7 separate regions of the Mus musculus genome follow, and all the other regions are linked to region 6. Evidence: chromatin loops called from intact Hi-C (ENCODE). Cell type or tissue: left cerebral cortex. All regions are shown on one strand.

Region 1 (4,000 bases), 540 kb before region 6:
GTTATGCAACACTGGGCAGCTTCCTTAATTCTTGCTAGGAATTCTCTCACCTGTCAACTGAAGACAAACTAGTACCTTGCCTGACAGAGCTGTTGTGAGGATTGACCTATAAGGTTTATCAGCCAAGGATTCAAGCTCAGGTATCAGAAGCATGCCTGGAGCAAGGTTAGCAAGGAGGACATTCTGTGGCTCTGTGTTAGCTGGATATCAAGGGCAGCAAAGCCCAAAGGCCTGCGCACTGTCATGCTAGCCCCTCGGTGTCTTCCTTCGTTGGCATGGATTTTCTGCCTGCGCACTGTCATGCTAGCCCCTCGGTGTTCTTCCTTCGTTGGCATGGATTTTCTGGAACTACAATACAGGCAGCACTGCCAAACACCTTCCTTGTGTGAACCTGGACATATGCCTGTGTGGGAGCAGAGCTGTACTGTGAGGACCGAATTATGGCTGCGTAGAGTTGGGTTAGAACAATTTGTCAAAAGGAGATGTGTTTTGAAAGATGGTGGGAGGACACCTATACAGACAAAGTAACTAGTCATCTCTACACGGTGCTCACTAAACCGTACTGACAATAATCTCATCCTACAGTTTCCAGTTTACATTCCAAACCATGTCTATGCCTAAAAACAATTTCGGGGGCAAAACAGAGTTCCTAACTTTGTATGTCAAAGAAGTTAGGAGGTAATCTCAGTGCAATTTTTAAATCAAATTACTTCAAACTGATGAAAAAAAGCTCTATATTCCTAACTTTTCTTTTGACCATAGCCTAGCGAAAACACCACTTGAGACTGAGAGCACAATGGCCTGGAGTGCCAGCCCCCAAGGGTCTGACACCACGATAGACAATATGATTTCAACCAATCAGATAGATAGATAGATAGATAGATAGATAGATAATTACCCTAAACATCACTCAGGCCCTGCCTGGAATCTGGGAACCGGTTATCAGACCACAACCTCCAGATTCACTATACTTCAGGAAACTCTCCCTTCTACACAAAACCTGGATAGTGCTCATATGTTCCCATACACAAATAACATACAGAGTTACAGACTTGACTGTAATACTCTGTACTTTCTAAAAGCATGGGATGACTGACATCTATACAATAAGAGAACAGGATTCATATAATGAGCTAATGACAAAGAGAATGCCGGCTCAGATGGTAACTAAGCTGACACAGTACTTTACTCCAATTACAGGTTCAGATGTAATTCTCAGGAGATGTCTAGCATGAAATAGCAGTGTTTCTCTTGTTCCTAAATCCAGGAGTTGGTTTCTGCATGCAGGCACACCTAAGGTAACAGTTTGAGCAGGGTGGGGTCCTACTGTCCAGTCATTCACTCAGTGATAGCATAGTGTCACATTTCAGGCACTGTGTTAAGGTAACAGGTTCACAAAGCTATATTTGATACAATCCTCATCTCAAAGAGCTTCATGAATCAGGAAAGTTGAGAATTACTAATATAAACCAGAATCTGAATTCAATTACTCATCATTTTCTTCAATTTTCTTTACTTAATAAATGATGGGGACCATTTTAAACTTGGCATTGAGGCCCAACGGAGCACATGATCAAGGCCCACAAGTAAACAATTGATTTTGTGTTCTAATTTTCATCTGCTTATTGAATTAAAAGTTCAAACTTCGGGCAACCGTAGTAGGATATCCTTGGACCCAAGGCAGTAAGCCAAAACGCAGTGTATGCTACTATATCACGGAACAATTACTTCTTGTTCTTTGTACCTGGGTAAAGAAAGCCACAGGAGACTTGAGAGGATTTTCTCTTGCCCCCAGTGGCAATGAAGGGCAGAACTGTATTAGCCACGCCCTCAGTCAAAAGTGCTCTTCTAGCTTAGGTCTTTATAGTTTGCTCACTGTCATTTTTGTGGTGGTGGGGAGCAAACCCAGTGTCTTGCGCACGCCAAGCATGGTAAGCACATACTCTACCACGAGCTGCAAGCCTCATCACCCTAGCCCAGGCTTAGATCACAATACTTTCTATTCGTTTTCCAGATTACACATGCAGAGTACCACGTTGTAGGCCGAAGAAATACCACTGGGGTTTTAGCAGGAATTGCAGATTTGACATTAGAGTTAAGGCAGGAAAGGGAGACCAGAATGGGAGGCTCAGCCAAAGCGCAACCTCAAAGAGCATTGGGAAAGTGGGGACAAGACGGTAAGAACAGCAGAGGCTAGGCAAGGGGCAAGGCTTTACAGTTCAGGAGCAGCCCAGTCTTCTGTAGATAAACAGGGAGCAAAGAAAAACTGGACATCAATCAGGGTTATCATTCAGGTCAGCAAGTTTTTTAATGGGCATTGAACAAAAGACACTGCTATTTCTACGAAAAGTATACTACTCACAGTCAGGAACCGGGGTTAAAATCTTCCCCAGAAATGGTAGTAGTAGTAGTAATAGTAGTAGTATTAGTAGTAATTTCAAAGACTAATTCTTCATTAAGAAAATTCTTCAACCATATTCATAATCACATTTTTCCTAAGCATAGCTTAAGTTTAAAAGCTAATTAAAAAAAAAACAAAACTTGAGTATTTATAGTTAGGACTACATTGTTTTTTAGTGTCAGAGCACAGAATTGCTGAGGGGAGACCTGGCTGTCTAAAAACCAGTTCAAAGCGAAGGCAAAGTTCAACAGCTTCCAGACACTTGGTCAACACGCATACTGCTCCCCTGGCTGTCTCTGCTGTGCCTACGGTGGCGAATACCAACACGGAGCATGCACGGGGGCAAGGGTTGCTCAGTACTGCTTCAGCTCACTCTCAGGACCAGCAGAAAGGGTTCATCAGTAAACACTGAGGAGAAGACACTAACAAAAGCCAGAAAAAATATAACTCTAGTAGTCTACAAGAACTTTTAAGAGTTGGCATCTGCCATACGGAACCAAAGGCTGACGCTTTAACTGTTCATCTCTACTACACTTCAAGTTCCCACACTTGTGAAGTCGTAACTCTCTTATTAAAGGGATGAATTTGAGACTTTTTTTTTCTGACATACAAAACTGGTATTTGATCATAATTTAAGCTTAAGATAGATAGGCCTTCCTAAATGTCTGGTTATTTGCCCCAATAATCTTATTAAAACACCGATTTTTCTTTAATTATTGTGTAATTGCTACACAATTCAAAAATAGTAATCAAATAATAGTTTTTCTACATTGTAAAACTGTTTTCTATGAATCCCTACTTCTATTTGTAAGGTCTCCATCTAAGATAAATTTGTTCTTAACAAATGATTTCCAAGAGGCTCGAGCACACACACACACACACACACACACACACACACACACACGGGGATGCCTGGAGACATTCTGGTTGTACTGAGGATGTTAGCAGTTAGCAGAAGATGGGGGCACCACTATCATGGAACTGATAAGAGGCCAAAGAGGTAGGGATGGCTGTCAGCTCAGGACAGCTTCTCACAAGAATTGCCCAGCCTGAAAGGTCAATAGTGTCTCTACTGGGAAACAAAGTTCTAAACTGAAAGAAGCAAACTTGCAGACAGCTGACAACTTCAAAAGCCAATTACAGAGTCAGTCAATGTCTGCTAAGCTTTGTCATTATCTTAGAACACAGACATGCTTTTCATACTATCAAAACACATTAAAATGATTGGATTATTAATCATGATTTCATTAGGTGGTAACACATATGGAAAGCATAAGAACTTTCACTACCCAAGCAATTAGATTCATCTTTCAAAACTACCCTTTCAGGAGACAGAAAAGAAATGAGGTAGTTATTCTCTTGAAAGTCTTCTATTGTACTTTAAACTTTCCGAGACAAACATCAATTATGTCTAGCCAACTCTCTGGAGAAAGTTAAAAATAATGGAAAGGGAAAGAGAACTACACAATACCATTCCGTACAATCTCAGTCCAAGGCACATTCAAATTCTGAAATTTACCTGGCAAAAGGACCGGCTCCAGCTTTTTAATCTTCGGTTCGGAACTGATCTTATCGTCAGTCTGAAATACAGGAACAAAA
Region 2 (4,000 bases), 570 kb before region 6:
TAACTCTGGATTCAGTCTTATCTGCTTATCAAACCCTCTAGTGAGACATATTGTTTCCTGGTTGTTTTCTCGTCCTCCTCAGTGTCTAGGATTCCTTTCTGTGCCCTTTGCTGAGACTCCTTAATGGATTTTAATTAACTTAGTTAATTAAGCTTATGATGAAAGGTCTTTATTTCTCTTTTGATTATGAAGCATAACTTTGCTGGTATCAATAACCTGGGTTTATAGTTTTGTTTGTTTGGGGGGGGGGGGTATTTGAGTTTCTGCTTAGAAATCCGCTGCTATTACAATAGGCTGCAACCTTCAAGAGTCTTTTTTATTTTCCTATACGCTTACTATTAGAAACTACCTTACTGTGGGGCTAGGGAGATGATCCAGTGATTAAAAGCATTTGCTGCATTTGCTGGTCGGTTTCTGTCAGCCTGGGACAAGAGAACCTCAATTCAGAAACTGCCTCCATTGGACTGGCCCGTGGGTGTCTGTGGAGCATCTTGAAATTAACTGTCATTATAGGAGAGCTCAGCCCACTGTGGACATCCCACCCCTAGGCCAGTCCTATCCCATCCTGTGTTATATAGAAAACAGCTGAGCAAACCATGGGAAGCAAGCCAATAGGCAACATTCCTCCATACTTTTTACCTTGACTTCTCTCAGTGACCAACCGTCCTCTAGAAGTATAAGGGGAAATAGACCCTTTCCTCCCCAAATTGCTTTTGTTTATGGTATTTATCACAGAAACAGAGAAGCAAACACCATTCTAGTAGAGGACCCACATTTAATGCCCTGTACCAATGTCAGGTGATTTCACAGGGACCTCTAACTCCAGTTCTAGGAGAGTCTAGTTCTAATGCCCTTTCTTGGCTGCCACAGGCACTGCATGTGTGCGCGCGCGCGCGCGCGCACACACACACACACACACACACACACACACACACACACACACACTTTAAAGCTGTATTGTGATAGCTGGGGATACTTTTTTAGTCATAAGTGCTTGAGATTCTAAAATCCCCAGTATCTGGATGTCCATCTCCCAACTTGGGAGGTTTTCTGCTATTATTTTACTCAGTAGTCTCTGGCTCATATCTCTTTTCATTCTTCTATGTCCATGACTCTTAAGTTGTTTTGTTTGTTTGGTTGGTTAGTTGGTCTTTTAAGACTGGGGTTTCAAGACAGGGTTTCTCTGTGTAGCCCTGGCTATTCTGGAACTCACTCTGTAGACCAGGCTGGCCTTGAACTCAGAGATATCTGCCTCTGTCTCTATGGCATGCACCACCATGTCCAGCTTTTAAACTGTTTGGTTGTTTTAAATTATATTCCAAAAATACTGCATGTACTATGCCTGCTTTTAAAAACTTACTGTTTGAATGTTTCAGTTCATTCCTCTATTACAATTTCACATCCTGGTAATCTGTTTTCACTTGATGCTTGATATTGGCGAGGCTTCCAACAAAGTTTATTCAATTTATTGTTTCATTTTTCTAAAATTCAATATTTTTGGAGACACTTGAATTCCTCTTTCACATCCTGAGTTGTCTTTGTTGCTGTTGTTACATCTAGCTGTTCATCTGTACTCTCTTCCAATACATTCTGGTCTTCAACCCTCTCCTTGATTCCACTGATCATCCGTATAATCATTCTTTTGAAGTCATTATCATCCGCTCAGTTACTGTGGACTTACACAGTGGATGGCCCTGCTGCTCTGCTTTCTCCTGTTTCCTGTGCTTCTACATAGGACTGAGTGGGACACTGGCCATGTGTTCTTTCAGCTGAAATACTCACCATGGTGCAGACACACTAGGTTTGACTTTCTGACAACTGGGCTGCAGTGCAGCTTGGTAGCCACTCGACCATGTGTTTAAGGTGCAGGGATGAGGGAACAAACTGCAACACACCCTACAGGCAACTGGCTTGAAGAGAAGTTGTTGGCTCTATTCTCTAAGATGCAGAGGATAGGGGGTCATCTTTGTATCTACGGTAATCTTCTACATCAATGTGGATTCTAATCTATTAGTTAGGCTTTAATAAAGCTACAATGTGTTAAATCAATACTGAAAAATTAAAGAGGCCCTTGTCATTTTCACAATGGTAAAAATTTATCTCATACATATTTGAAAGGTGCTAGTTTGGGGGTCTATGAAATGGCTCAGTGTAACTGCACTTACCACATGAACATGAAGACTTGATTTTGACCCCAAAAATCTCATGAAGAATGAGAACTGAGTTCTTAAAGTTGTCCTCCGACCTCTACAGGCATGTCCTGGCATGCCCTAATTGTCAGATTATAGGTGCTTCCACTAGGCTCCTCCCAGGGCTTACAACACCAACCACCACCACCAGGTGGCAGGCTTCCCATAAAGGGATTGCCAGGCACTCCAGCCCCCAATCTCTCTGTACCCAGTTTTTCTCTCTCCCCTCCCCTCTTTCTGTCCTCTGTGCCCCATCCTCTTCTCTACCCTTATGGCTCTGCTCTCATCTGTCTGCCTCTACCCCTTCTCTAGGTCCTCACTCCCCCTTCCTTCTCCCAATAGTGTAATTCCTCAGGGCATACCTTAGCATGGGCCCAACATATCTCCTTGCCACACTATATTTCATAACACTAATCATCACACATACACACACACACAAATAAACAAACTTTTGAAAAGTGCTAGGAAAGCAACAGGACTAGTTACCTCTTTCTCTGACCTCTTCAAGTGGTTGCATCTGTCTAGGAACTGATAGCCCGCCATGACCCACTCCTTCTGTATCAGACTCTGAAATCCAGTAATTGTCCTGAAGTATGGATCCATCATCACTTGAATGAGAGAAGCCACCAGACAACTCAAGTCTCTGCCTTCCTCCTCTGTCAATAAAATGGAAAGAAAATGAAGACCAAGAGAAATCCTGAATGTAAGTTAGGTAATTCAACATTCTATACTTTAAATTGCCTTCAAAATAGTCTATGTAAGAAAATTTAGTGGATTCCAGCAGCTCTCAAATATAATAAACTTATTTTTTACAAGTCATGTTCTATATTTATTGGAAATCTATATGAACCAAGAGAAGTATCAGAGCAAGTCATCAGTAAGTAAAAACTAAACACAATATTTATGCTAATTCACTCCACCACACTGAAGATGCCATTCCACCCTGATGCACTGACCGTGGGGCTCAGTAGCAAATGCACTCTCATATGTCACTATTGGCAGATAACAGCAGTTCACTGCACACATTTTTTCTTGTTTATTCTTCTCTCATGTAATATATCCCAACCAGTTTTCCCTCCGTTCTCCTGTCCTGGCCACCCCTCCTTCGTTCATCCACTCTTCCTTTCCTTTAGAAAAGAGCATGCCTCCCAGGGATATCCACCAAACATTTCATATCAAGTTGCAAGAAGATGAGGCATCTCTCCTCACACGAAGGCTGGACGAGGCCACCCAGTAGGAGGGAAAGGGTCCAACGGCAGGCAGAGCAGTGCTCACATCTTTTACTTCTCATAGTTTAGGGTAGAATGTATTTCTAGGATGCATTCTGCTCTTGTTTTGTCAAGGATAGTAAATAAAACACCGTCTTCTACTGGGCAGTGGGGGTGCATGTCTTTAATCCCAGCTCTCAAGAGGCAGAGGCAGGTGGATTCCTATGAGTTTGAGGCCAGTCTGTTCTACAAAGCGGTTCCAGGACAGCCAGGGTTATACAGAGAAACAAACAAACAAAAGAAGACAACCCACACACTGTCTCTCCAGAGAGAACGTCCTTCACGTGCCAATGACTCAGAAGTGAATGATGGCGCGGAACTGTCTCCATCACGTGAAAAGGTAGTAAGCACTTCCTTCCTGCCCTTTACAGCTAGTTTCCGTTTCTCCACAGATCTTTGTTTTTTGAGACAAGGTGTCAGTGTAATCCATACAGGCCTCAGATTTGCAATAAAGCCAAGGGTGGCAATGAACCTTCTATATCTATGTCTCTAGTGCTAATATCACAGTTGTGCATCTTGTCATGCAGCTATTGTCCTTTTAAA
Region 3 (4,000 bases), 300 kb before region 6:
ATTCTAGAAGGTGATAAGTAGACTAAAAAGCCAAATACAACAAAGTTAAACTAAATTGCTATCTTTCTCATAACTGAATTGGCAGGGCCCCTGCCTTGCTTTTCTTGGGAGTAGTGTTCAAGAGGCCCACAGGGCTCTGTATTTATGTTTGATGACTGGTCTGAAATCCTAGAGCCTTGCAGCCAGCTGGCAGAGCCTGGTGCGGCCCGTGTGTCGCCAAGGGCAGAATCAGCAGTACTGGCCACAGTTCAACCCAGAGGTGAAGAATCCTGGGTGGGCGGAGACAGGGCCCAAGCTCTCCCTCCTCAAAGGCCTGCTGGATCAGAAACAAAGAGTTCTGATTTTCTATGGGTCACGCTCAAAAGCCATATAACTTTGTCCTATTTGCCATTTTCTTAAGGAGAAAAAAAAAATTCATGATCATGGGGTCAGTGGGTGGATTTAATAGGGAGATTGAGAGTTCTAGACTTAGTGTGGGGGGGGTGGGGTGTCAATATTTCTTCCATTCTGTAGCACCTAGGCTTAGCCGACCTAGGTACCCCTGAGAATGGCAGGTAAGGACCCTTCCTCTCTCCCTCAACAGGGAGAGGCATGAAGAGACAGGATAGCTCCCTCATCAGCAGTTCTGTCTGGCTGTAGGCTACTGCTCAGCAGAGCTGAGCCTGTCACTTCCCCAGAGCCTCTTCAGCCCCAGACACTTTTCACCCATCTCCTCTCTCTACCCTCTTCCTGTCCCGCTTCCCTGTCCTACCCCTTGGGGTATTTCACTGACTGAACACACAGGAGGACAGCTCACAAACTAACAGCAGTCCTGGGAGACAACTAGTGCTTGCCAAACAATGGGGCCACACTGGCAACCAACCTAGATACAGACGAGGGGGGGTTGGGATAGTAAGAGGACAGAAGCGGTTGCCTGTGTCATAGCGCTAAATGGAGCTGAATACACAAAAGGGTGTATGTGTACCACGGTGCAGTAAACATAGACTTCATATTTGACCAGGAAATAACTTCTCAAACCTGGCAGTCCTGGAGGGAGACTGGGCCAAGCCCAAGCCCCTCAAGATCTCCCTTTTCAGAGAGACTTAGTCCAAGCAAAGCGTTGTCTAAGGCCAGCATCCCACTATCAGCAACAGGAACTGTGGCAAGCTAGCTAACAAGGCCTCCAGATTACGTGAGGGAACCAGGGGGGCAGGGAAATTTTCAGTGAAAGCCTTTCTTATCTCTTTCTACAGAGGCCCAGGGCAGGAGAGTTCAGGGTGCCTGGAACACTGTCCGACATCGTGAGATACTAAGGACAAGTTGAATAGTTACTAGGGCTAGCCCAGACCCCTAGTCCTTAGGTTTGGGGGCCATTTCTTGCTCTAAGCTATTCTGCAGAGGCAGGCATCTCAGGACTGCTAGGGCAAAACGCAGTCACGCTTGCCTTAGGAATGGCCACAGCCAGAGTGGCTAGGGTAAGAGCCATCTAGACATTTAGAGATCTGTCCCTGGGGATGGGTGATGGAGCACCCTGTAACCTACCCGCCCCGCCCCAGGAAACTGGCTTAGGGTGCTGAAACATGTGGCTGACACCAGGGGCAGGGAGGAAGATGGCACCTTGAATGAGAGCTGACCAGAGGAAGCCGTTTAGAACAACAGGCAGGCAGAAGACAGGGGTCACTAGGGCGTCTTGCACACCCATCTCCCCAACAGTCCCCAGAACAGTGTAGTCAGACAAGCGACAACTCCGAGATTAATCTGGGAGCCTGTGGCCTGGGTCAGGGACGGTAGGCGGCAGTCACCGGTGTCCTGAAGTCTCGCAGCAGCCGCTCAAGCCCCCATTCCCGCGGTGGACAGGCAGCCCCGCCCACCCATGTCACGTGCCATCTCCAGTTGCACCGGAGACACCAGCAGACAGAAGCCCTGTCCTCCAGCCCCAGCCATGTCGCTGCCTGTGCTGACCCATTTTCTCTCCCACCACCCCAGCCAGAGCCCAGAATACACGCAGCCTCCCAGCAGAGTGGGTGCCACCCGCTCTCCCTACCCCCACGCCCCTCGCATGAGAGGTTTGGGGAAGTGGGTGAAGGGAGGCTGAGGGAAGAGGGGTGGAGGGAAGACAGAGAAGGCAGGAGAGGAGGAGGAAGGAGGGGGAGGCCACTCCAGTGCCTGCTGCCAGCTAAGGAGGAAACCTTGAAACTCAAAAGTGCACACCAGCCCCAGGCTAAGGATTCCAGAACTCCAACTCCACGCTCCTGCCCTAGAGGCTCCAGACTCGGTCTTCCCCTTTCTGTAACACTCATCTCCCTAGCTAGTCTTCCTCAGGCTTGGATATTTTTGAACAAGACCATTTCTTCATTGCCTATAAACTTGGGGAACTGAGGGTCCGTGGTGCAAGAAGGAAGAAGGTGACTGAAACTGATGTCAGCCTGGCGCTGGGAAACACGGGTCCTGTGGCCTCTTTCTCTGTCCTCAGAGGACACTCAAAGGCCAGTTGAAGTGGCCTAGCTGCCTAACATCACACCTGAGAATGTCTTCTGTCTGGCTCAGGTGCTCAATGCGTGTTAATGGCTTGCTGGAGAACATTCACAAACTGTCCCTCACAAAAGGACATTCACCAAGTACAGGGATGCATGCTAACACACTCTTCACAGAAACTGGAGCAGAATGTTCTAGAGCTGAGGCTGATTAAGTATTTACCAAAGGCCAAGCCATGGTCTGGGTCTGGGCACACCTCAGTTTAACCTCACACATAGCTCATAAAGGTTCATTACTGTCCTCCGAATTTTTCAAAGGAGGAGCCTGAGCCATTGCAAGAGTGGACTGCACGCCTGGCTCACACAAGCAAGACAGCCAGGATTGGAGTCTGTCTGGCTTCAAACAGTAAGATAAAGACTAGGCCTTTCCAGTGCCTATGTTACATGAATTGTTTTCTCACTGAGAGTACTGTTTGCTGCCACCTTTCTAAGACACCTAAGGAAGAAGTGGTAGCCTTGCACAACTGAAGCTTTTACAGGACAGTGGGGGGAGTCCTGCAGCCAGCCTGCTCCTTATGTGACCCTGTCCACAAGCCTAGACCCAAGGTTCCCCTCAGGTCAGGGATACAGAAGAGTCAAGGGCAGAGACCCACACTGACCTTGGAAACCAGCTAGGTGACCTTAGGGCTGAGACATGCCTACCCCCAGAAGATCTAGATGTCACAATTGGAAACAGAACAAAGTATGGTCTGAGGGTGACTTTGTCCAGCTGTGGTATCAAGTCTGGTGGCAGTCTGATAGTGGGTAGGTAGTGACTCCATACTGCCTAGGACCCTGTGGGAGGGCTAAAGAATCAAGATTTCTTTATTATCCTCAAACATTCCATCTCCGATTGTGATTTTGATCATCAAGCATGGCTCAGTAGCTCAAGGACTTGCTGAGCAAGCCTAATGACCTGAGTTCAATCCCTGAAAGTCACTGTAGAAATAATGAAAGATTCAACTCCACAAAGTTATCCTCTGACCTTCACGTGTATAACATGATATGTGCACTGCATACACTCTAGTTCTCGAACACACACACACACACACACACACACACACACAGATCATGCACATGCAATAGTCAGTAAAATGTATAAAAACAAAGAAGAAAGAGAATTCTTTATCTTTTAAAGAAGATGCATCTTGAATAACAGTAAAGTCGTACCCCAATAAAACCCCTGTAAATTGAAAACAGTTTTAAAATAAAATGACTTTAACTCACCTAACCAGTGTGATGTTTTAATTGTCAACTTAATGAATCTAGAATCACAAAGGAGACACACCTCTGGGCTTATCCATGAGGAAGTTTCTGGATTTATAGAGTTATAGAGTTTATAGAGGAAGGAAGACCCACCTTAACTGTGGGCAGCACATTCTTGAGCTGGGGTCCTGACAGAATCCTGCTGAAATGTCGAGGTATGGCTTTGACTGAATGAGTGTCACTTTGGCATCATGATAAAGTTGGAAAACTGTTAAGTCCAACCACCATTAAGTTGGGACTGT
Region 4 (4,000 bases), 990 kb before region 6:
CCATGCTCTAAGGCCTTGGAGCTCTCCCACCCACCAAACCCTAGGAGGCCAGAAGATGCCCTCTGGTGTCTACTCCACGATCTTGCCCTTACTCTCATCCTGAAATAAATTTTCTTTGCCTGATTAGAAAGCTATCTGCCACCCATCCAAGAAGCCAGGATTGGGCACGCACTCAACAAGAATCCAGGATAATTCATTCACTCACCCTCATAGACACACAAAAGCATTCATTCACTAGTTCCCCTATGAGCACATTCATTCATTCCAAAGCCCCCAGGGAAAGCTTCTAGGATCGGCTAGGGCCTCTGCAACCGGCAATTTCAGAACTTCCCTGCCGACGCACCCAAGCTCCCTATTTTAAAGATGCCTCCCACGAGCTTTGCAGAAATATCTCCTAGTGCTGAGCCCAGTGGATGGAGACAACAACATTAAAAGGCACATTTTCAGGGTTACTAAGACTGATTGAAATCTTTGTCTCTGTAGCAAGTATCTCATCTCATATCTAAGTGCATACCTCCAAGGCAGTACCAAGGCATGCCCCGAGGGTCCCTGTGCTGGACACACTGGTGTGAGGAAGGAAGCCTTGCTCTCATCTTTGCCTGGTGAGCTGAGATGGGGAGGCACTGAGATAGCCCCCACATCCCAGCTGCCTAGCCCATCTCCGAGAGGGTTCATTTTGGAGGGCAAAGTCGAGCAGAGAAAGTTTTGGAGGCCCCAGCCGATGTGGCTTACCTCCTTGCAGTTCTCTGAGTTTGAGAAGTGGATGAGGTCGTCATTATACATCTCTTGGGTATTTATGATGTCGCTATATTCCTTCTGGCTCAGGTCTTCGGGGTTGATGCCATTGGCCCTCAGGAACTCCTGGTAAGCCACGCTGAAGGCCTGCCCAATGGACTGGGCGATCAGCTGGGCCTGTGGGAAGGAAGAAAGGCATGCTAGACCAAAGCACGGACACAGGCTCCACTAGGGGTCCATAAACCTTCATAGGGGTCCTCGTTTGGACTTAAAAGACTGAGGGAGTGACTGTGAGCTCTAGGCTGGCAGAAAGCTGTCTGCCACTTACACCCCGCCTCAGGCCACCATGATGAGCCTCTCTGCTGTCCCTGCTACTTCATGTCCAGACACTGGGACAAAGCAAGGTTTTTGTAAAATCACAGAAAATGGTGCTTGCTAAATATCAGACTTTCTTGCTTTAATTAGAAACTGTAATGTATTCTTATTTTTACCTATTTTATTCTAAAAAAAAAAAAAGACCCAAAAAACAGAACTGAGGCCCCACTCCAACCCCAGAAGTATCACATACATGGTTAGCTGTCTGTTTTATCCCCCCAGAAGTACAAAACCTAAACATAAGGAGACGAGTGCGTGTACTACATTGCTATGATATGAGACGGTGTGCAAGCTGAGGGTTACAGGACCTGGGACCCAGAGCAGACTCCACGCCACTGGGGACATTACTTCTTTCTATGCCAGCAGAAAGAAGCCTACGGAGGCCTGGACACTGATAAGAGATAGCAGGGCCTTCCTGCCTGCAGTGTAAATGGGACAGTGGGAGGCAGGCTCTAAGGTGGACATCTCCTTAACCACATCAAGCATGCTCCAAGCTGTGCAGCCTCAGGAAGGTGTGGAAACTCTCAGTGCATAGGAAAACCAACATCCCCCTCCCTTGCCCCAACCTCCCTGCTGTGTAAGCCCCACCCAGTCCAAGTCCTCCTTATGTCCCTCCTCCCACACACCGGCCATTGAGGGGCCTCTGCCAGGTAACCCTGAAAACCTTGGTTCAGTATGTTTTGAGAACAAAGGGGCTGGCTTCAATTCTTTTCTCCCTCTGCACAATATGTGATTTAGGTGCTTTTAAATGAGTAAGCTCATCTAAAATTAAGCTGGGCTGGATCACATCTTAGCATGAGGTAGAGGGCTTGCTTTAAATATGGACTGATTCTAGGTTGAACTGCCTGCCCAAATCAGACCTGAACAGCTCAGAGAAAGGATGCCGCAATGCTCTCACTGTTCCCACATCTGCATGCTAGCAGCGGGTGGATGTGGTGGCCCATCAACCACTAGGTGGCGCTGTTGGCTCAGATAAGGAAAGCAGCATTTGAGGGTCTCTCAGTAGTAAACCTGCAAAGTGGTGACTTTGGAAACCACAAAGGAGGGAAGGTCTTAGAGAAGAACCACAGATTGGAGGGGCTGCCCTAACTGATATCTCAGTGCCCCAGCCTCCAAACCCTGTGTCTCCACCTGGGAAGGGCGGAATGACTGCATCAGACGTCTTCACCATGAAAGCTCCAGACTGGGTTCTTCCCACCTCCCATCCTCCTACCTCCTCTTCTTGCAATATTATGCCTCCTCCTCCTCTCCCTATGGAAATGCCCCGAGACTTAAGTCAGCTAACACATTAGAATGATCACCCTCTTCAAGAACAATCCATGGAGTTTGTACTTCCTGCTGTCTCTGCTTTCCCCTTTTGTCCCTACCTCCCCTTACTGTCTCCCACCTGCCCTTACTGTCCCCACATCTCCCCTCCCCCCACTGCCTTCCCACCCTGCCCCTTGCCCTTGTGTCCTTGGTTCCCTCCTGCCAGAACAGGAGCCAATTCAAAGCCAATTCACTAGCTAAGGCACAATGCCAGCCCATCCAACAGGCGTCTCTTGCCTGTTCCAGCTCACAGCCAGGCCTGTGGGCACAGGCTGCTAAAGACCCCATATGGCCCGAGGGGTAGGTGCAGGAGCCTTGGTGCCTGGTGGCCTCCTGCAGGTGGGAAGAGGTCATGCCTAGCATTACTCTTCCTGGCTCTGTCACCTCCATAGCAACATCCACTCTTCCTTTATCCCTAGAGCACTGAGTTCTGCCTTGCAGAGGGCTACCCAGGACACAGCAGGACAGGCTACCATCATGTCCTCTCTCTCAGCAGCTGCTCCGGGTACCTGACATTGATGGAACACTTTTCTCTCACTCCTTCACGTCTATGTAACTTGGGTTCTACCTTCACTGAGTCCCAAAGATGTCTGCACCAGCTGAACCAGGGCTCCTCACATGCTTGGCTCCTCCACAGTCTGCACGTGAGCCTTACTTGATGACTCTTGCTCGCTCTCCCTATCACTCGACACTCACCACACTGGCGCTCGGAGACATCCCCAAACTCCCAGCCATAAAAACATGCCTGCCTGTCTGTCCACAGATCTCCATGCAATGGTGGGAAGTGTAAGACTGTGCACCGTCTGGTAGGGCTATACAGAAATACTGGTCTGTATAAAACACCCCTTGCTCCAAAGCACTTTCCACTGATGCCTTAGAAAATAAGGAACACGGTCCTCACACACTGCTTTGAACCTTGCTTTCAGATGAAGATTCCCTCCTGGGTTTCAGATCGTGAAATGTATGGATCCTACACTGACGTTTGTGAGTCCTTCGGTGACCAAGCATGCCTTGGCCCCTTGGGTGATTCCTGATGTCACAATATTGCCACCATTGACAAAAGCTTGGGATGGCCTCTTCACAGAAGGAATAGGTCAACAGAGAAAAGATAACAGCCCAACTGCAGTCTTTCAGGAAGGCTTGAGGAAGGTCAGCCTTCAAGGGCCTCAATCAAGATGCTGGAGTGTCACACCCTACCCCACCCCACCCCACCCCAAAGGTCACCTCTAGTTTTGTTTCTGTTATTAGAAACAAATATTTATTTTCTTTATTCTTTCTTTCCTTCCTTCCTTTCTTCCTCCTTCCTCTCCTTCTCTTCCTCCTCCTCCTCCTCTTTCTCTTGGCAGTTCTGTCTGGCAGACATGATCCCACTACCTCAGCTTCTGAGGACCTATGATTACAGGCTTCTACAACCCTAGGATCTCTTAGTGGATCCATGATATTTAAATTAAAAGAAAAAGAAAAACCATGTTGTAACTTTTTACATCATAACAATGTTATATGGCAAGATGACACAGCAAAGGCAGAGCCCACCCAGTCTCGGAACAGGTGCATCTTTCCATGCAACCTTGGCAAGCAAGCA
Region 5 (4,000 bases), 400 kb before region 6:
GAACATTTTCTTTGGGGGGGGGGTATTGATCATTTCACAGTGACTTTGGGTGGCGACTTAACATGAAAATCTACTGGGATCCCCCCAGATAACAGCCATGCTCTCTGAAAAGTGTAGCGCACTCCACAGAACCAAGTCTAGCTCCCCAGAGTGGTTCCCGAGTTCACAGCTCCTGATCCCTTGATCTGAGATATGTCTTCGGCTGCAGCTGCTACAGAGGGTGGTGGGATACAGAGGGCAGGCCAGTTTGGCTCGGCCCCTGTGTGCAGCTTCTGGGCTGAGGAGGCAAGAGAGCTGCTGGTAAAAGCCAGCGCTGTAGAATTCTTTCTCTGAGATTAGAGGCAGGCAGGGCACTCCTTGCTGCACCTGGGCTTCTTCGAGAAGGATGAAACCAATTCTCAATTGTGAAAGCACCGCTTTGATTTCAAAATCATAAGAAAGGCTGACAGACAGGTGAGCCGTGTAAAAAAAGGAAGGAGGCTGTTTTAGGGTTTCATTGCTGTGAAGGGACTACATGACCAACGCAAGTCTTACCAATAATGTTTGACTGGGGCCAGCTTACAGTTACGGAGGTTCAGTCCATTATCATCACGGTAGGAGGCATGGCAGCGTTCAGGCAGACATAGTGCTGGAGGAGCCAAAAGATCTTCATCTCGATTTGAAGGCAGCCAGGAAGAGACTCGAATTCCACACTGGGTGGAGCTTAGGACTGAGACCCCAAAGCCCACCTTCACAGTGACACAGCCCCTCCAACAAGGCCACACCTCCTAGCAGTAGTGCCAATCCCTGTGGGCCAAGCAGTCAAACACATGAATCTATGGGGGCCAAATCTGTTCAAACCACCACAGAGGCCAAGAAAAGGAAAAATGATTGCATCTAGCACATGAAGAAAGAAAGATTACAGACAGAGCTAACCACCTCTATCCTAAAAGGACATGTCATTTTTAGAATTTCCTTGTGTGTTTTGGAGATTTTATGAGAAGCTTATTGTTTTGATAACATATGTTCCAGAATTTATCTGTGTTGATATTTTAAGTACTGTATAGTAGTCCATTGTTCAGAGCTGCAGGGATCCCAGCACACCCTTGCCAGTGAGCTCCAGGGCACTCTTATTTGCAGCAACGTGGAATGCTGAGATAAGCATTTTTGTGTATGTCCTTCAGGACCTGTGCTGGAATTTTCTAAGGGGATCTAAGGTACAGTTTACCAGGCTGTGCTACCATTTAATATGTTCAAGACCTCCATTTTCAATTCCAAATTTTATCTGTATCGTTTAGCAAATTAAAATGTAGACAGGGTTTTCATGTTCCACATGGCCACCTGGCAGCTTTTCCTACAGCTGCGGAAGGCTGGGCCTCCTGCATAGAGGTAGCTGCCCTTCAGTCACTGATTCAATTCCCTTGGCTGGATATTGGGATTTTTTGGGGTGGGGGTGGTGTTAAGGCCAAGTGAGGAGCTGCCTAACAGGAAAAGCTGACCAGCCAGGCCAAAGGCCAAAAGTGTCTTTGACAACAGAGGGCCAGGCAGGATCACCCTTGGAAGAGCACCAAGTTCCTAAGGACAAAGGAATCTCAAGTGTTTACAAAAACAAAGGAACATGCATACTTTGGGAACTTGTTTCTCACTATCCCCTTACAGATTAAGTGGCTCACCCCTGTAATCTAAGCCTGAGGGGGAAGGGGGGACTGAGGCAGGGGGATTGCTGTAAGTTCAAGACCAGCCTGGGCTACAGAGTAACACTCCTACACAGTGTAACAGAAACAGATGGAAGAACCATCCTTCCTTCTCCCTTCGGTGATCTCATTCTTGGCCTGAGGAGTGTCATGATCATGCCCGGGGCTACACTGAGCCTTTAACTAGGTCTGGTTCTGGCAAGGAGGGCTTGGAGACTCGGGATTTGGGGGAGAGGTGCCAGGGACCGGATCTGGCAGTGAGGACTTGGAGAATTAGGATTTGGGGGAGGGGGGGTCATAAATTGCCATGGGATGAGTTCACCTTGGAAGGGGAGGGACACCCTCTTAAATTTGAAGTAGAATCAAATGTGTAGTCCTGGAGGATGGGGGGAGGAGGGAGTAAAAGGAAGAGAGAGAGAGAGAAAGAGAGAGAGAGTGAAAGAGAGAGAGAGAGAGAGAGAGTGAAAGAGAGAGAGAGACAGCGGGACAGAGAGGGAAGAGGAGGAGGGGGAACAGAAAGGAGAGAGAAGTGCTAGTTTTCAATGCTGACCACACTCAGTGTGTTCCTCCCATCTGCTGAGTTCCCCACACCCAGACTCTGCTACTTCACTAGGGTAAGCACCCGGCAGAGGGCAACAGAGACATGGAATTCCAGAACAGCACAGCCTGCTTCCTTTCCGGAGCTTATCAGTTAGCAGTGGGAGCGGCTGTGTTCTGGGAAGGAGGGTCATGCGCAGTGGCACAGCTAGAGGCATGTGAATGTCGCGTTCCTGCCAAGTGTGGCGGTAGATTTGTGAATACTAATTTACAGGACACCCGTGGGCGTGCGGGCTCTACAGAAAGACTGCTAACTCTCACACACCTGGGAGAACAGAGCTGTACCTTCTACCACCCACAAGGAGCCCCTGGGGATGGATCTTCTTGAAACTTGTAAAAAGCCTTTAAAAATAAACCATTTCCTATTGACTTTGTGTGTGTTTTCAGGTTCCTAGGACATCAGACGCTAGGAAACAACTGGATGGATAAATGCCTAGCTGTTTCTGTGCTATGAGATCAACCGCCTGGTCAGCTCCTAAGATGACCCAGTGTCCTGCCTGAGGGAATACCTTCCCTGAGGCACTCACCTGGATCGCGCTGCTGTCCTGGCTTCTGTCCCCAACACTGACCAGGGCACTGGCTGGAATGTCAGAAAGAGCTACTGCAGTGGTGCACCCTTCTGTTCACACCCTCTCCTTCCTGCCTCCTTCACCCTCTGTAGGGGCAGTGTCTTGGAAGGAGCCTCTACCTCCTCCTTGGGCTCTACCTGAGGGCAGCTGAGTAAGATGACCTATCAGGCCACCTACTGTGGGAAGAGAGTGTATACTTGTTGAATGAGCATTCACGTCATGAGCATGACCATGTCAAGAACACCAGTGCCTCAGATTCATAGGATGGCAAGGCCTTTCCCTGGTGCAAGGATGGATGTTGAAGAATGGGTGACATTTAGCTAAAAAACAGTAGTGAGTAGTGCAAACTGTACAGAGCTTTTTCATCCCAGATTACTTCATGGTCAAATCCCCTGAGGCCGTTTCTCTATAGAGACCATCTACCAAGATTAGCTGACCAGCCTCCTTGTCCATACTATATATAATAAACACACATTAGCTGGCTAGTCTCCTTGTTCATACCGTATATAATAAACACACACTAGCTGACCTGCCTCCTCATTTACTTTGTATGTAACAAACACACTGAGTAACCAAGCACATAGTGTGTCTCCATCCGAGGGCATAGCCCACAAGATCCTAACTTTACAGTTAACTTGTGTCTGATTTTCTTAATCAGGTCTCCAGTTGTATGGGCCATGGTAACCTGGGTCCAAAGGACCCATTCTTGCAGCCCAGGGTACTGAAGGCCACCTACTCCTAGGCTAGTTTTTTGTTGCCTTAGACAGACCAGGTGCAGAAGACAAGTGACCCTAACACAGTAAGTGGCCTTTAACAGAATGGGACGTCCACTCAGCCTGCTCAGAGGCCACAGAAACCTATACCAAACGCAGGGCTCACTCAGGGCCACCCTCACGTCTTCTAGAAGCAGCAGTATACCTCTAAGTCCCCTCAGTAATTCTATAAATCTGGAACAGAGCAAAGCAAGGACAAGCAAGCCACATAAGAACCCTTTCACAGTGCCCCGTGTGGAGACAAGGGATGTCATGGCTCAGAGCCGTGAGGATACTGGCCACGGCTACCAGTACAACATCCTGAAAGTGAGAGAATGAAGACATCAGACATGGGACATAGAGGCATGAAATGTGGAGTCACCCCCTAAGAAAGGAGTTTGATGCAGTA
Region 6 (4,000 bases):
CAGGTAACCTAATGGAGACAGAAGGTAGACTCAGAACTTGCATACCACGAATGTTAAGACTATAGGTTTCAAACTTGTTTCTATTATGTAGGCGAAGAGCAAGCAGGTGGAGGCATCACCTGGACTGACAGGGTCTCTTTCTGTTAGAGGGCAGGCATCTCTCTGCTGTCAGGATGAGAAAAAGCTATGGGTGCTTTTGCTATTTCCGAAGAAAAACCCAGATGGGTGTGGTGAACCACGGAAGGCCACTTTTGGATGACCTGCTCCTTGCCTCCATTTCATCTCAGAGAAGGGCAGAATTTGCAAGTTGGGAGAGGTGTGAGCTGAGCTCTGCTGAGGCAAGACTGGAGGTGGGGGCTGCACCCCCCGCCCCCACCAGGGAGCTCATCTGCATAGGACCAGGCAGCAGGCTCCTACAGAAAGCATCTAGTGACAAGTCCAGGAGAGGCAGTGTTGGCCTACAGCCCCTTTAAAAGGGGAGCAGAGAGGGAGCCTTCTGTGGCGGTGGTGATTAGGTGGGGGAGTCTGGCCTGTTACTTCTCAGAGGAGCTGGTTCACCACAAAGCATCTGGACAGAGGCACACCAGCCACCGAGACCAGTATGGGTGGGGTCAGTATCTACCTACAGGTGTACTGAGATCTGATGAGTTCCCGAGGGATCCCTGCTCCTAGCAAATGGAATCCTTAATGTCACATCTGCTTTCTCCTCAGGGTGTTGTCAGGGGTAGTGAACAGGAAGAAGTGTGGAGATGGTTTCCAAATTCCACCTTCCTAATGAGTACCAGTCTCCTTTCTGTCACTTCGCTCAGGATGCCCCACCCCTCTGGAGTCTCACCACCGCAGAGAAGCCCAGCTCAGGGCCCCTGGCAGCTGCTTTGTTCCTTTGCTTGCCCGTAGCCTATGATTCATACTAGCAGTGCCATGGCAAGAACAAAAAGGCAAACAAAACACAGAAAATCCAGGAGCCAATACTGCAAAGTTGAGAAATTAGATGCGACTCAATGCTGCCCTCTAGTGTTTCTAAAGAGACTGTGAGTGCAAACTGCTTCTCCCCCCCCACCCCACCCCCTTTCTTCCCACCTAAACAGATGAAAGGCAGTTTTGTGGATCACCAGCCAGTTTAGGGGTTTTCCTTGTGTGTGGCCAGCCATGGAGCAGTGTAGGTAAGGTCTGACGGGGGAGGGGACTGGGACATCTCATTCTGCTTTGATGTGGCTTTCGTTTCCAGGGCTGAGCTCAGCCTGTCTTGTAGGTCAGCAAACACACATTGAGGCTTTGGTGTGGCTTCCTACCGGTGGCTGGGGGACAGCAGAGGTGATCCTTAGGGACACTGCATCCCAGACTCACTAGAATTGTGTCCCCTAGGGATCTGTACTTCATACAGAGGGCCAACGCAAGGGTCCTGAATCAGGATGGAGGGCTACGTTGTAAATAAGCTTCCCTGTGGATCTTCAAATCAAGGTGTTTTGGAAAAGATTGTTATAGAGGATAATAACTTGTCAGAAATAATTCCTGTGGGTATAATTTGGGTGTTCTGGGTCAGGCTGTCTACCCCTTCATGGGCCAGCTGTGACTATACTTTCCATCCTCTTAGCAAGGGGGTGTGGTGGGGAGTGGTTTGCTTAGCTGAATGCACAGGCTGTGAGCAAAGTAATATGGTCAGTTCTGGGCAATATGGCCAGGCTTAGGGGACGTTTCCCTCTCTGCCCATGTCTCCTACACAGACAATGCAAGTATATGACGTCAGGAGCAGGCTCTTGAACCTCATTGGGAGAAGAACTGTCTGCTAACCAGAACTCCAGCATAGGCTTTGTTGACTTGGGAGCCCAACCTGAGCCACTATGATTTTGTCTGGTTTCTGATAAATTACCTAAACCAGGACGTCCCAGCTTTCTTACCTTACGGCTACAGCGTGCCTGGGGATTCTTACCCTCAGCAGATAGCCTGGACTGGGTTCCTGGTCTGTCTACTCTGAGAAGACAACTGAAATACATCTGAAGATTCTAGTGCTGGCTACCTAGAAAGAGTCTGACAGTCTGTCAACTCTCCTGTCCTGGGGTGAAGACTACGTCCTAAGTGAGGGGCTGGAGACATACAGCTCACACCTGATCTTTCGAGTATGAGCTGCTGCCTGTTTGAAGGCTGAGGGGAGGTGCAGCCAAGGGCATCTCAAAAACAGGCTGTCCTCATGAGCATCAATTGCACTTCATGTTTGTCCCATTGTACATGGAAAAACATCTGCTTTACCCAGGCAAACAAATGGCGGCATCATAGAGCACCCCCTGGTGGCAAATGTCAATAACAGCAACAGCTTTCAAAATGGGCCTTAGAGGATTTACTCTTCGGTTTGCTTTGGAAAGAACTCTCTCTTACATTTAGCCTGTAAGCCTACTACAGCATCTCTAACTGGCCCATGAAGATTTGGAGTTTTCATTCTATGAAACACAATGGATATTTCTGCTTGAGGTTACCATTACAATGAGAAAGCTACAGATTCTCAGCGTGTCTTTAGCCTACCCCTGAGTGGATGGCTCAGCCAGTCTAAGTGACTCAAATTTGAAGGAAAGAAAAATGCCTCTGAGGGAAGGTGGAGACAACCTGGAGGGGTTGACTTGACCCCAGTACGAAGAACTCAGCTAGATGTGTTATATGCATGAAAGAAGAATGCAAGCCAGTGAAGTTATGCAGGCTCTTCCTCTAGAAAAGAGAAATAAGAAACCAGTTGGCTCTTACAGGCTCCCATCTATAGGACTGAGCATGGTGTTCACAAAAAGGATGGGTGAGGGGCTAGAGGAATGTCTCAGTTGGTAAACTCTCCTCCTTGAAAACATGAGTTTCAAAACCCAGCACCTATTAAAGGCTAGGTGCAAAAATTCATACTTGTAATCTCAGGGCTGGGGAGCTTGAGATAGGAGGAGCTGGGGCTCGCTGGACAGCCAGTTGAGCTACATCAGCAATAGACCATGTCTCAAAATAAAAGGCACAAAGGGACTGAGGAAGACACAATATTGACCTTTGGCTCCCATAAGCATGAGAACATGGGTGCACCCTCCACCTCCCCCAGCCCCACAGAAGATGGGCAAACATCCCAAGGTGTGTTCTCTGCAGAGCTTGCGCTCTCCTCTCCACCAAGGAGCAGGAGCACAAGTTGCAGAGCTCAGGTCCACAAACTCGGGGTACAGTTAGGACAGTGTTCTGTGCTACCAGGAGGGGGTGACCTGCCTTGTGTGTCCTGACAGCTTTCAACATGCACACTAAAGAAAAAAAAAGTGTGCCTGTTTCCAGGAACGAAGTGATTTCCCCAGTCTTCTCTGCTTAGAAAAATGACTGACTTTCAGCAAAACAAAACAAAACAAAACAACCTTTGAGGAAGGAGGAAAGAAACCCACATTCTAATGTGTTGAGAAGACTCTAACACTGGTGTGCAGGCGTGAAGTTGTTCTCTTTTGTTTGAGAAAGCATGACTCCTGCATGCCATGGAGCTATTTAATAGATAATTTGAGAATAGAAGTTTTTCTTTCGTCTTTAAAGACACCACTTCATTATCTTTCACCTTACCTGGTTTATGAAAATCATTATGGTACCAGAGACAATGCTAAAGGGCCCAATTCTCTAAAAAGACACAACACTATGGTATGTATGCTCACGTCTCATATCACGTCAGTGTTAGAGCAAGTGCAGCCCACTCCACTTTATTTGCATCAGAATACCAGTGGGTGCCAACTTAGACACAACTGAGGTGTTGCAGCTATTGGGGACTGAATGTATCCGTCTATAATACTGTGGGCACCATGCAGGAATTGATATCTGATTGTAGAGAGAAGAAAGTATCAAAGAGAAGAGCTAGAAATAAAACAATAACAGTAAAAAACAAAACCAAAACAGACCCCACAACAAACTAAAACAGATGAAGAACAGCTTTGAGAGAGTCACAGCCAAGGAAAGACGATGAACATCAAGACTGACCAATCAGAATCAGCCATACTGAAATACAAAGTAG
Region 7 (4,000 bases), 280 kb before region 6:
ATTTAGGCGGGGGACAGAGCTGTGAGACTCCCTGGCCTCTGTGATTCCCTGTGGCTTCGGTCGTTCCCCATCTTGGTGGATGTTGGCCACGTGGAGATCTGTGTTGGTAAGGGCTGAAAACTAGCCTGCAAAGAAAGGAAGAAATGATGCCAGAGAGATGAGAGGCAGGGGGATAACAGATTACGGGGAGGGTGACTGAGCCCCCACCCCTGACTCAGGTACTGGCAGAATCCAGATTGTATGGTGTGTCTGTTATCTGTCAACGGGAAGTTTGACAACTTAGAAAGCTCACTTGGCCTCAGCAGTGGGGGCAGGGGGCTGGGAAGAGCTCAGCTAGCAGTTCTGACTGACTGACCATCAGACTGTCCTGGTGATCATCAGGCCTCTAGTGACAGGGACAGTGGTCCGTGGAAGCTGTTGTGTGTGAGGTCTTGCTTTCAAGCCATACCCGTGACTATAGGAGGGAGGCAGCTCCTCACCCCACAGGCCTCAGATAACTGCTGTTAACTTGGCTTCTCTCAGAGCCAGTGACCAGACAGAGGTAGAAGCTGACAGTGGTATAGACATAGGATACAGCATGGCATCCTTACAATTCCTCCTGGTTAGTTTTGTGTTTGTGTGTGTGTGTGTGTGTGTGTGTGTGTGTGTGTGTGTTATTTTGTGTTTTGTTTTGTTTTTGTCTTTTTTGTTGTTGTTTGGCTGGTTGGTTTTTGTTTTTCTGGGTTTTTGGGGGGATGTTTCGTTTTGTTTTCTTGTCAGTTTTATACAAGCAACAGTCATTTGGGAAAAGGAAACCTCCACTGAGACACTGCATCCATCAGACTGGCCTGTCAGCAAGCCTGTGAGGCATTTTCTGGGTTAATGATTGATATAGGAAGGCCTTGCCCACTGTGAGCAGTACTACCCCTGGGAAGGTGGTCTTGAATTTTGTTAGGAAGCAAAGGTGAGCAAGCCACAGAAAACAAACCAGTAGGCAGTATTCCTCCATGGTCTCTGCTTTAGTTCCTGCCTCCAGATTCCTGAATTGGCCTCCCCTGGAACCTGAACTGTAAGATGTAAGCTGAAACAAGCCTTTTCCTCCCCCAGGGTGCTTTTGGTCATGGTGTTACTATCAAGAGAAAACAAACTAAGACACAGGCCAAGGAAGTGGCATGCCCTCCTTTCTTAATGGCGTTGAGACCGTATGCATCCCCTGAAGATCAGTAAGGTAAATGCTTTGCCCCAGTGGTGCTGTGAGAGATTATTTATGGGATGAAGCCAAGAGAAGCCTTCAGAGTCTGGGATTGTGGGGACTGTTGGACCCTCACTCTTTTGTACTCCCCCAGTGAGGTGAAGTGTTTGCTTTGCCACACACCCCTCAGCGAGACACCAAATCCACAAGCTACAAAGCCTATGCTTTTGATAAGTTTGTCACCTTGGACATTTGCGACAGTGACAGGAAACAGGTCAGCATATCTCTGCCTTCTGTGACTGGTCTCTGAAGGCAGTCAGGGTCGTGGGAGTCAGCCTGTGGCAATAAGTGGCCACTCCTGCCTGGGACTGTGTCTGTATCTCCATCCCAGCCGTAAGAGTAGAGTGGCTGGCTCCCGTCTTCAGCTTCATCTGGCCCATCTTCTCTCAAATCTCGTCTGCATCTTCCCTGTGTCATGCATTGTGCACGGAGCGTGCTTCACTAATTCTCTCCTTGCATGAAGAAATGAACTCATAAAGACAGACCCAACACTGGTCCTGTTTCAGGGAGCCCATGGGTCAGAGAAGAAGAGAGATGGAGCTGGTGACTAAAGGCATATATCCCCATTTTAAGCACCAGAACAATTAGGAGTAGAAAAGCCACAGCCCCTTCCCTGTGAAGCGGGAAGAGCAAGAGAAGGAACAGGCCTGGTGTCTCACACTTAAGCACAAAAGAAAGCCCTGTTGGAAAAGAAAGGGCAGAGCAGGTGAGCACAGAGAACCTGCCTTGGCGGAGGCCCCAGAAGCACCTTTGAGTAGGAGGAGGGTGCCTGACAGCTTGTCACCAAGTCAGAAAACAAAGGGGTCAACCTCTGACCTCTCCAGGCTGAGATTAGCTAGAGAAACCCATGAATCATTTACTTTTCTTTCTTTTTTTTTTTTTTTTTTGTCACAAACACAGTTAATGGTTTGAGAGTAAAGAGTAAAAAATTGAGCCCCAAATTAAACCACGAAGGCGCCCTCCCGCCATGTGCTCTGCACCCCGCAAGGTGTCTTCTTACAGAACTGTAGAGTCGCCCAGAAACAAGCGTCTAATTATAGCTCAGCCATCTGCGGAGCTAAAACAAGGGGCTCATCAACACTATCTTTCAGGTTTTTCACTAAGTCAGAACAATCTGCTAAAAATATCCTGTACTGTATCCGCAACGCCCCCAAACAATGTGTTTTCCCGGCACCGCAGCCTGCCAGCTCCCCATAGCCCTGGAAGCCCAGGGGGAGCAAGGAGCCCAGCTGGCAGCCGCCATGTCCTTTCTGTGCCTGGTTTTCATCCTGAGTGTCATCACTGGACAGTAGAGGACAGAGCAGAGCAAAAGTTAGGACTGGATCCCAGCCTGCCACAGAACTCCAGGCAGATGTCCACTGGGTGAGTTTCCTAGGAGCCTCTCAGGGATTCTGGTCAAAGAGCAGGTCCTCAGAGCCAAGAATCCTGCTGAGTCTACTGGCACTGTCATGTCCCCAACTCTCACCCCAACAAGGGGCCCCAGACACTAATGTGTTGCCCATGTAGAATCTTAGTATCAATTAGAGAAACAGACAACCTTAACTTCACAAGCCACCTGCATACTGGACTGGAGACTCCTGGGAGCACATAACTTACTCAACAGTCCACAGCATCCTGTGGAATATGTTCATTAGAAAAGACAGGAATGCTTGGGCCTCCGAACCACTGTTGGTCTTAAGGAACAATCAAGTCTCCCAGGCCACCCAGGAAGGAGTCAGGGTGGAGGTCCTGTGCACATGAAGGCTGGCACCCTCAGGGTACAACTGAGTCAGGAGGGTGACTGAGAAGCCATGTTGGACATCAGCCAAAGACACCAGACCAGGTATTCAAGGGGTGATGATAAATACAGGGGGCATAGGGTGCAGCTGTCAGGGCCTGAAAGTAAGCACCACTGTAGAGCTGCAGAGAAGAGAGCTTGTGAGAAGAGGGCGAGACAGAGAGCACAGAGTTTACATCTTTTCTTCCTGACGAGAAAAGCGATCCTAAAGGCAGGCCTGAAGTAGAAGGATTGAAGGCCTAATAGGCTCCGTGAGGATAAATGAAAAGAAGTGGGTTGAAACTTGGTGATAATAGCATGTCGTGTGGCTGAGACAGTCACAGCTTTGATAGAGCAACCCTCAGGGAAACATCTCACCAAGTGCAGGGCCAGAGCTCCAAAGGCTAAGGTCCTCTCTCACTGTGGGAAAGGCAAAATGTTGAGCTCATGGTTTATAAATATAATTCTTAATTTTACATATAGTAAGAATTCCAAGATATTCCAAGATGTCTCTGAAGAAGAATATATATCAATCTTCCGTACCCAAAGAGGGCATCAGGTCCCATTATAGATGGTTGTGAGCCACCATGTGGTGGCTGAGAATTGAACTCAGGACCCCTGGAAGAGCAGCCAGTGCTCTTAACCTCTGAGCCATCTCTCCAGCCTCTACATACAATTTCAATAGAGTCAAATTATGAAAATAAATTTCAAGGCCAGATTTTAGCCCAACTATATCAATAATTAAATTTGTATAATTAGTTAATTAAACATATAAAGTATTCCAACTAAAAGACAAAGATATAACTGAAACTGGAATTTTTAAAGTATGGCTGTGTGTTTTTGGAAAGACTTCCGAAACACAGGGTGAGAGAAAAGTTGAAAACCAAAGGTTAAGAAAAGATGCACAGGGGTTGGGGGTTTAGCTCAGTGGTAGAGCGCTTGCCTAGGAAGCGCAAGGCCCTGGGTTCCGTCCTCAGCTCTGGGGAAAAGGAAAGGAAAGGAAAGGAAAGGAA

Evidence for each region. Hi-C counts contacts between places; a loop is a spot of excess contacts. Peaks named below come from ENCODE experiments on the same cell type or tissue, not always from the same donor. Only the 100,000 strongest peaks of a DNase experiment are listed, where the experiment ranks them.
Region 1: a loop joins it to region 6, with 2.8 times the contacts of the local background. A loop is called at or near these places in 5 of 42 quality-filtered maps.
Region 2: it touches region 6 in a loop (9-fold over the local background); 18 of 42 quality-filtered maps call a loop at or near these places.
Region 3: it touches region 6 in a loop (3-fold over the local background); 9 of 42 quality-filtered maps call a loop at or near these places.
Region 4: it touches region 6 in a loop (4-fold over the local background); 12 of 42 quality-filtered maps call a loop at or near these places.
Region 5: it touches region 6 in a loop (6-fold over the local background); 29 of 42 quality-filtered maps call a loop at or near these places.
Region 7: it touches region 6 in a loop (4-fold over the local background); 4 of 42 quality-filtered maps call a loop at or near these places.

Annotation. Positions count from the first base shown.
Region 1 is chr7:64,288,320-64,292,319 of GRCm38, reverse strand. It overlaps Mtmr10 (myotubularin related protein 10), which reads right to left. Exons shown (of 16, transcript NM_172742.2): 2 at 3,921-3,981. Among named protein-coding and RNA genes, the nearest start is that of Mtmr10, 2.6 kb to the right of the region's middle. In left cerebral cortex, a CTCF peak has its summit at 1,774; DNase peaks (open chromatin) are centred at 14 and 415; H3K4me3 peaks cover 601 bases; H3K27ac peaks cover 562 bases.
Region 2 is chr7:64,325,497-64,329,496 of GRCm38, reverse strand. It overlaps Mtmr10 (myotubularin related protein 10), which reads right to left. Exons shown (of 16, transcript NM_172742.2): 13 at 2,676-2,845. Among named protein-coding and RNA genes, the nearest start is that of Mtmr10, 40 kb to the right of the region's middle. In left cerebral cortex, a CTCF peak has its summit at 2,330 (motif pointing right); a DNase peak (open chromatin) is centred at 2,330.
Region 3 is chr7:64,046,634-64,050,633 of GRCm38, reverse strand. No RefSeq gene overlaps it. Among named protein-coding and RNA genes, the nearest start is that of Gm20670, 8.6 kb to the left of the region's middle. In left cerebral cortex, a CTCF peak has its summit at 1,724; DNase peaks (open chromatin) are centred at 840, 1,942 and 2,049; H3K4me3 peaks cover 595 bases; H3K27ac peaks cover 2,384 bases.
Region 4 is chr7:64,740,172-64,744,171 of GRCm38, reverse strand. Apba2 (amyloid beta (A4) precursor protein-binding, family A, member 2) reads right to left here. Exons shown (of 15, transcript NM_001291166.1): 11 at 733-912. Among named protein-coding and RNA genes, the nearest start is that of Nsmce3, 130 kb to the left of the region's middle. In left cerebral cortex, a CTCF peak has its summit at 2,065 (motif pointing right); DNase peaks (open chromatin) are centred at 1,762, 2,108, 2,287, 3,119 and 1 more place; H3K27ac peaks cover 3,382 bases.
Region 5 is chr7:64,154,249-64,158,248 of GRCm38, reverse strand. The region is part of intron 1 of Trpm1 (transient receptor potential cation channel, subfamily M, member 1); the gene reads right to left. Among named protein-coding and RNA genes, the nearest start is that of Trpm1, 2.4 kb to the right of the region's middle. In left cerebral cortex, a CTCF peak has its summit at 2,298 (motif pointing right); a DNase peak (open chromatin) is centred at 2,407; H3K4me3 peaks cover 444 bases; H3K27ac peaks cover 3,095 bases.
Region 6 is chr7:63,750,523-63,754,522 of GRCm38, reverse strand. All of the region lies in intron 11 of Otud7a (OTU domain containing 7A), which reads right to left. Among named protein-coding and RNA genes, the nearest start is that of Gm39023, 100 kb to the left of the region's middle. In left cerebral cortex, CTCF peaks have their summits at 998 (motif pointing left) and 2,283 (motif pointing left); DNase peaks (open chromatin) are centred at 938 and 2,264; H3K27ac peaks cover 1,336 bases.
Region 7 is chr7:64,031,566-64,035,565 of GRCm38, reverse strand. No RefSeq gene overlaps it. Among named protein-coding and RNA genes, the nearest start is that of Gm20670, 24 kb to the left of the region's middle. In left cerebral cortex, a CTCF peak has its summit at 2,465; DNase peaks (open chromatin) are centred at 1,679, 1,909 and 2,325; H3K27ac peaks cover 1,784 bases.